2 separate regions of the Homo sapiens genome follow, and region 1 is linked to region 2. Evidence: chromatin contacts called from ENCODE Hi-C or POLR2A ChIA-PET data. All regions are on one chromosome and are shown on one strand. Each heading gives the region's core, a stretch centred on a gene start or an enhancer-like site at or near the end of the contact. The rest is flanking DNA. Distances are from core to core; before and after follow the strand shown. Region 1 overlaps LOC105378008 (a long non-coding RNA gene). Region 2 has its middle 4.6 kb from the start of SNORA33.

Region 1 (4,232 bases), core at 1,662-4,161, 99 kb before region 2:
TATGTTTGTAAAGGTTATTTTATGGAATCAATTTACATTCACCTCTACTATCAAATTTAGTAAGTGTTAATTATATTTCTTATATAAGAGGAGGCAAAACTTTAATTTTTTGCATATTCTCTGCTAGGTATCTTTATTTTAGACACATATCGAATTTTTGTATTTACCTAAACACTCTTAGTTCTATTTTAGAGATTAAAAACTAAGGTTCAGCTTATATCCAAAAGACAGGGAACAACAAATGCTAGCAAGGATGTGGAGAAAAGGGAACCCTCATACACTGTTGGTGGGAATGTAAATTAGTACAACCACAATGGAGAACAATTTGGAGGTTCCTCAAAAAACTAAAGATTGAGCTATCATATGATCCAGCAATCCCACTGCTGGTTGTATACCCCAAAAAAAGGAAATCAGGATATGGAAGAGATATCTGCACTCCTATGTTTGTCGTGCACTGTTTGCAATAGCTAAGATTTGGAAGCAACCTAAGTGTCCATCAACAGATGAATGGATAAAGAAAATGTAATCCCTATACACAATGGAGTACTATTCAGCCATAAAAAGAGAATGAAATGCAGTCATTTGCAATGGTCCTGGAGATCATTATGTTAAGGATAATAAGCCAGGCACAGAAAGACAAACATCACATGTTCTCACTTATTTGTGGGATCCAAAAATCAAAACAACTGAACTCATGAACATAGAGGAGTAGAAGGATGGTTACCAGAGTCTAGGAAGGGTAATGAAGGGCCGGCAGGGAGGTGGGGATGCTTAATGGGTACAAAAAAGAAAATAGAAAGAATGAATAAGGGCTGGGCATACTGGCTCACACCTGTAATCCTAGCACTTTGGGAGGCTGAGGCAGGTGGCTCACTTAAAGTCAGGAGTTCGAGACCAGCCTTGCCAACATGGTGAAACCTCGTCTCTACTAAAAATACAAAAATTAGCCAGGGATGGTGGTGCACACCTATAATTCCAGCTTCTCTGGAGGCTGAGGCAGGAGAATCGCTTGAACAAGGGAGGAGGTTGCAGTAAGCCAAGATCGTGCCATTGCACTCCAGCCTGGGCAATGGAGCAAGACTCCATCTCAAAAAAAAAAAAAAAAAGGATGAATAAGACCTACAATTTGATAGCACAATAGGGTGACTATAGTTCACTAAGAACTTAATTATACATTTTGAAATAAATAGCCTAACTGGATTGTTTGTAACTCAAAGGATAAATGCTTGAGGAGATGGATACCCCATTCTCCATGATGTGCTTTTTTCATATTGCATGCCTGTATCAAAACATCTTAAGTACCTCATAAATACATACATGTAGTATATACACCACAAAAATAAATAAAATTCTAAAAATTTTTTAAATAAACTCTAAAAAATCAAGTTTATTAAAAATAAGTACTCACACTAAATATATTGTTGCTTTGATGCTAAGAATGATATTTAAAGTTTATGTTGGAAGATGTCTCACCCTGGAACTTTTTAAAAAAATCTGTTTCTTAAACTGCCAGTGACTTCTCCTAAATGGTATTTGGGAAAAGGTTCATGTTGCTTGGGTTGTTGAGTTCTCAAAGGAAAGGTGAGGGATGGAAAAAATTCTAGGTGTTGGTTTTTTCTTCACAGGCTAGCGGCAGAGAGAAAAGAAGAAGTAAAAATTAGTATTGTCTTGATATCAAATTGGTATTTGATAATTGTATGCTTATGTTGAACAAAATTTGGGGAAACTTAGCTTCTCACATAGTGTTCCAACCAACTCAACACCTTCCCCACTTTTGCCCAACTATTCCCTTGACCTCACTAATGCTTTATATGAAGTATATACCTCAGTTTGTGACTTAGAGTACTCCTAAACAAACCTTTCCGCAGATCACATTTGTGTAAATCAAATCACATTCATTATCCTGCAGTAAACGCAGTCTAAAAGGACAGATTCCTCAGTGCTGTGCTTAATCACACCCAAATTTACAAACCCAATAAATCAAGACATCAGTGCATCTGACTGTCTTCTGGTGTAGAACACGTGTGCATTTGCTCCTTAGCAAGTTCATGGTGCTCCAGTACTTGACATAATAAGTCTAGGAGCCACAAAGAAGACTCTCTGAGGAACTGCACGTCTGAAGAGAAGATGTGGGCATGAACTTGAATCAGCTAGAATACTGGGGGTCAGGAGGAAACGAGGAATGAGACTTGTGTTGGGACTTTGGGGGAGTTCTGCAACTATTCAGAAACAGTCTCCAAAACAATCCATTTTATTTCAGTAGAAATTTCTAAATTTCTTAATTTCCCAAGGAACTGACAAATAAGATGATAAAGATAGATATTAGACAAACTAGGGTGAGGAATAACTTTTAAAGTTTCTCTCAATTATTGAGCATTTTAGATGCCCATTATTTTTCTGCCCCAATTCAACTCAAGAAATATAAACACCATGTCTCCCAGATGACATATGTAAGTCACATTCATTATGTCCCCAAACGCTTATATAACAAGCCTTCGGTTTCACAGCAAGTGGCGAAGTTGATGGTAAAATGTTTTTATTTTCCTCCTCCTGGTAGATGCTTGTGTGAAGTGATGGAACTCCTTATCCTACCTTTTATATGCCGTGGCATGTGGGAATGCAGACATAGCAGAGAAGACTTGAGTATATTGAGTGAAGGACCTTAGGTATGGAGAGGTAGAGGACTGGTGAAGGAAGCAGGAAAATTAGTAAATGGCCTTCCTCTCCTGTACTCTGCACTCTAACTTTCAGGAAAAAGTAGTTGTAGTCAATCTCTCAGGGTATTGGTTAATTCTTCCTTCCAGTTTAAATGGTTCATGGGTCAACTGTTGACCTCCTCTGCATAAGACAGCCTTGAGCAATCGCCTCCTGAGCAGCAGGCTGGGCAAGGTTCCACATTCCATGGTCCTTTGCTGGAGGAGTTGGACACAGGAAGAGAGAGAGAGAGCATAAGAGACTACTTGCAGTCCACTAAGCCAAGAGCACTTTTGCTTCTGCATATCTCAAACATCTGAAAGCCTATGCAGGTTTCTGTTTACGGGAGAAACTATCAAGGATGCCAGCAAAATACACACCAGTTTCCTAATTTCCAAGTGTCTATGGCAAAGTAAGAGCTTTCCATTTCCAGCACCAAAATACATAACATTGCATCTGATGTGCTGCTTATTTATTCTCTTTAAACTTTTAATTCAGAAGCTCAACTTGTCTTAAATGGCTTAAAGCCCAAACCAACACAGCAGTTACAGCTCTCTGACATATTGTTTGTAACCAGAAAAATCAGCAAAGCCAGAAGCTTTCTGCTGTGAGCACTTTTGTTTCCCCTCTTTTGTTTTATTAACCTCTCCACAGCTGGTGCAGTCGAAAACACTCTTTCATCACATGCTTAGCAGAAGTTCAAGTGTAGCAGAGAATGCAGCCAAGAATCTGTCTGCTGGATTCACTGTCAGAATGTCATGTTTCACTTCTAACTTAACTCCTATCTGATACAGATGACGGAAACAGACAAAGCAAATCTGCAACAGGAAAGGCTCTCTCTCTGGACCCTCTCAAACTGATTAATAATCCAAGGATTCGAGGACAAGTCAAATAGCAGAGTAGTAATATTTTCACATTAATATAAGAATTCAGGATTCACAGGATTTTCTGCTTGTCCATCCTTTTTTTTTCTGATGTAGTAAACAGCCTACAGATCACAAAGCTACTGAATTATGAAGCAATAATGCACTCTTGTCTGACACTACTTAGAATTTATAAAATAGATTAAAAATTAAAATAGTATCAAAAATTTACCAGACTTCCTGTTTCCTTCTTTATTTTAATGAAGCATTTATATTCCTAGTCTTTGTACATCAATATCTTTTTTGTAGGCTAGGGAGTCTTTATCAGAATTGGTTACTACTCAGGTAAATACACACTTATATACTATTGCTACAAGGTGATTATTGGCTGTTGGAATTTTTTTAATGTCATTAGATGAGTACTCAAGTTACTTTTCTTGGAGAGAGGATACATTTTCAGCAGCATTTCCCAAACTGCCTGGCTTGGGTAAAAGTTTGCCTTTATTATAACAGAAGTATTTTAGCTTCTTTCCTAATATGTTCATAATTATAAAAATACTTCAAATTTAGTGAACTATTGTTGGCTTCATCTCCCAAATGTAGGAACACACAATCCTTTTTCTGTTGTGACATTCAATTCATAAGCACATTAACAGAAATTAAGTATCTCCTAAC
Region 2 (4,731 bases), core at 2,167-4,666:
GTGTGGAGAATTTAATCTCCAAAGTATACCCCTTGCCTTGATCATCTCCAAATTATGCCCATTTTCCAGAATAGGCTTTCTCTGGAAACTTGTTCTTCGGGTAGTTCTAGGCATATTCTCAGTATGGTGGAGAAAACATTGAAAATCAACGGTTTAAATTTTTATAATTTATTTGTATTTCACACATATATATTGCAATTGAGCAAAATTAGTAACCTTGGAAGAAAGATAAAAAACAGCCAGTGTCCACTGGTGGTTACAGAATTCTAATTGATATCATTTATAAAACTTAAACTGGCCGGGCGCAGTGGCTCACGGCTGTAATCCCAGCACTTTGGGAGGCCGAGGCAGGCAGATCATGAGGTCAGGAGATCGCGACCATCCTGGCTAACACGGTGAAACCCCGTCTCTACTAAAAATACAAAAAAAATTAGCCGGGCGTGGTGGCGGGCGCCTGTAGTCCCAGCTACTCGGGAGACTGAGGCAGGAGAATGGCGTGAACCCGCGAGGCGGAGCTTGCAGTGAGCCGAGATCGCACCACAGTACTCCAGCCTGGGCAACAAAGCGATACTCTGTCTCAAAAAAAAAAAAAAAAAAAAAAAAAAAAAAAAACTTGAACTACTTAACTACTTAAAATTACAACTAATTGAAATAATGTTATGTGAGTTAGAAAATTAATGCCAATGTCCTTTAGTATTTAAAAAGTTTAAATGTAAATGGTCTAAGAGCAAGGCTAATTTGGTATTGTTATTATTATTGGAAGCTTTCATTAAACTCAATCCAAATGATGGATAACAGTTTGTAAAAAGCAAATAAATGCAACCAGAAATAGTAAACTAAGCTCAACAATATCCTATAATCTCTATTCCTACAAACAGAATTCTCAAAATCTTCACAGAATGCGATAAGAATCTTTTCCTAGGGTGAACCTGCTATAGTCCCTGCTTCTTACCTTGTCTTCCTGTTTTTCACTGACCTGTCCCTCAGCTGGCATCAGTTTCTTACTGCCCTCTGCTGGCTAGGCATGAATTCATTCGTTTTAAGCAGTTTTGTTTTTACAACTTAAAGTACAGACAAGTATATAAACTCACTTGATTCACAAAACATAAATTTTTAAAAAGATTATTAATGGCACTCAAAATTAACCCCAAGAATGTACTGTATCTTTATTTCATTTAATTTAAAATGTTTTATTGGCATTTGGCCTTCTTTCTCAGTGCCTGCTTGGGTTTCTTCCAAGTAAACTTTCCTTTAAAAAATAAAAATAAATATTTTACTTCAAAAGCAATACATGTTGATTAGAGGAAAAAGAAAACAAGCAAATGGAAAACCTTCCTAGAAACATTAACACCTTGATGTATACCCTTCCAACCTGTCTTCTCTGCCAGCATGTACCTTTATATTCTTTTTTTTTTTTTTTTTTTTTTTTTTTTTTTTTTTTTTTTGAGACTGAGTCTCCCTCTGTTGCCCAGGCTGGAGCGCAATGTGCGATCTTGGCTCACTGCAACCTCTGCCTCCTGGGTTCAAGAGATTCTCCCACCTCAGCCTCCCGAGTAGCTGGGATTACAGGCGCCTGCCACCATGCCTAGCTAATTTTTGTATTTTTGGTAGAGATGGGGTTTCACCATGTTGGCCAGGCTGGTCTTGAACTCCTGACCTCAGGTGATCCGCGCCCACCTTGGCCTCCCAAAGTGCTAGGATTACAGGCATGAGCCACCACTCTCGGCCCCTTTATATTCTATATTATTTTAGTATTTCCTCCTTTTCTTTTTCTAGAAAATGCTATCCTATTGTACGTTCAACTACTTTTCAAAACATGTATATTAACAAATGCCCTTCTATACTATTTCAGTGGCACCCTAATATCCCATTAAGTAAACATATATTTTATTCAATTCTCCATCAACACAAAGTATTGTAGCTCTGTGATGAATATACTTACAGCTATGCCTATTCTTTTATTTGAAATTGGCCTAATAAAGGTTTTCTAAACTAAAACATTCTGAATTGATGCTTTACGATTTTTTCTCTCCCTGGCTGGGTACAGTGGCTCACACCTGTAATCTCAGCACTTTGGGAGGCCGAGGCAGGCGGATCACGAGGTCAGGAGTTTGAGACCAGCCTGGCCAATATGGTGAAACCCCGTCTCTACTAAAAATACAAAAATTAGCCAGGCATGGTGGCGCATGCCTGTAGTCCCAGTTACTTGGGAAGCTGAGGCAGAATCACTTGAACCCGGGAGGCGGAGGCTGCAGTGAGCCGAGATTGTGCCACTGCAATCCAGCCTGGGTGACACAGCGAGACTGTCTCAAAAAAAACAAAAAACAAACCAAAAAAAAAACCAAAAATTTTTTTCTCTCCCTTTATCATCAAAAAGTGAAAGGCAAATAGAACCTCACTGATTGGTAGGGTCTCAGGAGGATCACCAGGGTTTCTATCTTCACAATCTTTGTCACTCAGTTTGGTTAATTCATATTTAAAAAACGAACTCAAAAGAGATGGAAAAATACAACAAAAAGACACTTCTGTCTCTTCTCTGGCACATTTCCTTCCAAAAACTAAGGTACTGTGGAAGCCAAATTAAAAGTGTGGTGATGAAGACCGTCACTGAACATTTAGCAAAAAAAAAAAAAAAGAAAGGAAGAAAGAGGAGGAGGAAAAGGGGAGAAAAAATACTCTGAGGAATGTTTTACACAAAGTAGGGAAGAGCTTAGAAAACTGCCCATCAACATAGGTGAAGAATCCTTAGGAGGAAGATTCATCCTCCTCCCCAGTATTTGTAAGCCTTCCCAAGCAAAAGCCAGATTTGAATACAACTTATCAACACACTAAGATTATGATCTGTAAACTCTGGGAAAAGAGCTGGCTGAAACATCTCACTTATGATAAAGCAATTTGAATTGAGATGTACTGTTATATTTGAAGTGTCAAAACATGTTTTCAAAAAGGAACTCATGATTTATTTTTGCCTGGGATCGGCTTGGTCCCAATCCTTCTGAACATTCTGATGTGTCGATACTTCTATATCCCAAGCCACCAGCAGTGAGTCAGACTGGTGCCCTGAGTGAGTCTGGTGGCCTCTCCCCAGGTCACCTCCTTAACCACGCCATCTCTTTTGCTAGGACTTACTGCTGAAGTTGTTCTTCTAGCACATGGATTGACCTTTCTGAAAATGCCTGGCTGGGAGGACAATGCTGTACCCTTCTCTGCCATCAGCCTGTCCCATCCTTTTCCTGGAGTGGTGATGGCTACTGACCTTATTCCTTGACTACATAGTCTCTTCTCTCTCAGTGGCTCTCAGGAGTACTTGTGATTAACATAGTCCTTGAGCACAACTCTTTAAATAACGAACTCATTTAAAAAAAGAAATTCAAACTCCATTAAGGGCTAGTCCTCAGTAAGCCTAGCAGATGTTTCCACACTTTCCTACGGTTTATAAGCTGTCTATGTAATGCTTCTGTTGCCTCAACAATCCAGTTAAAGACTGACAGTACTTGTTTATAACAGCAGTCTAATACAGCCTTTTTACAATTTCTCTTTAGATGTTTTTTTTTTTTTTTGAGATGGAGTCTTGCCCTGTCTCCCAGGCTGGAGTGCAATGGCGCGATCTTGTCTCACTGCAACCTCCACGTCCCGGGGTTCAAATGATTCTCCTGCCTCAGCCTCCCGAGTAGCTGGGATTACAGGCACCCACCACCACACCCAGCTATTTTTTGTATTTAGTAGAGACAGGGTTTCACCCTGTTGGCCAGGCTGGTCTCAAACTCCCTGATCTCGTGAGCCGCCCGCCTTGGCCTCCCAAAGTGCTGGGATTAAGGGGTGAGCCATCGCGCTTGGCCTCTCATTCATTTTTTAAAGCATTTAAAGTGGTTTATCAGAAATACATAGAATACGCTAATAAAATCACAATGAGGCAAAAAAAAAAAAAAAAAAAGAATAAAGAACAGAAAGAAAATTGAGTCTTTCATTTGGAGGCTCTTACAGCCAAAGAAAACAGGCAGTCACAAGTCTCATTGTCCATGGGTGCAAGAAAACATCAAGTGCTAGGCTCAAACAGCTCTCCTTTTGGGTTCATGAGGGATGTCCTCAACAAGATTCTGAGCACACACAGCAACCAATGTCATAAAACAATTTTCCCCCATAAAACAATGAAGACATCTGCTTCTGTCCTGGCACTTTTGCTTCAGTGGGCTCCCCAGTGAATTCCATATAAGCTACACAGGCAAATCACACTCTGAAGCCGACATTACATTTGCACTGAGTTTTGAAGAATGAGTAGGAGATATCTAGATGGAGAAAAGTAGAGGTACTTCAAACAGAACAAACCAAAGTTATGAAGAGATGGACATGATCACTTTTCAATAACTGTAACTCAGAAGTCTGGATGAGTAACTGGAGTGGAGTGACTCATGTCTTGAAAATCATCTGGATGAGACTGACAGTAGTAAGACCTATACAGCGCAGGTAGGAGTTGAGGATGCCAAGGCCTTTGGCTTGGGAAAGTGGTACGCAGTAACAAGTGATAATGAATGCAGTATGGTGCATACCACACAGTCAGCTTTCTTTTCCTCTAACAAAAACATGTTAGTGATGGTAAAGTTCACTTCAAGGCACGCAAAATTTGAAGAGCAAGTGGGTCTTCCTTGGGAAATTGTCTGGTACAGCTTAGAGTTGATCAAAGAAAACAAAATAGACTTGGGAATCAGGGGAAGCTGTGGGAGTGGGAGAATG

Evidence for each region. Hi-C counts contacts between places; a loop is a spot of excess contacts on that map. ChIA-PET counts read pairs that join two places held with the same protein, here RNA polymerase II (POLR2A).
Region 1: a loop to region 2 is called in a map of astrocyte of the cerebellum, with 5 times the contacts of the local background. The contact joins two enhancer-like sites. A Hi-C loop is called at or near these places in 2 of 168 maps with a recorded cell type or tissue (Caco-2 and astrocyte of the cerebellum). POLR2A ChIA-PET finds 5 or more read pairs at or near these places in 7 of 52 experiments (AG04450, H1, HEK293 and 4 more).

What each region holds. Positions count from the first base shown.
Region 1 is chr6:132,918,335-132,922,566 of GRCh38, reverse strand. LOC105378008 (a long non-coding RNA gene) reads right to left here. Exons shown (of 8, transcript XR_001744346.1): 3 at 2,593-2,912; 4 at 1,409-1,626. Among named protein-coding and RNA genes, the nearest start is that of SNORA33, 100 kb to the right of the region's middle. Within about 2 kb of position 2,911, at least 4 of the 41 ENCODE cell types and tissues checked have a DNase peak (open chromatin) inside an H3K27ac peak, as active enhancers do.
Region 2 is chr6:132,819,435-132,824,165 of GRCh38, reverse strand. No RefSeq gene overlaps it. Among named protein-coding and RNA genes, the nearest start is that of SNORA33, 4.6 kb to the right of the region's middle. RefSeq lists enhancers at 3,279-3,348, 4,618-4,667. Within about 2 kb of position 3,416, at least 2 of the 41 ENCODE cell types and tissues checked have a DNase peak (open chromatin) inside an H3K27ac peak, as active enhancers do.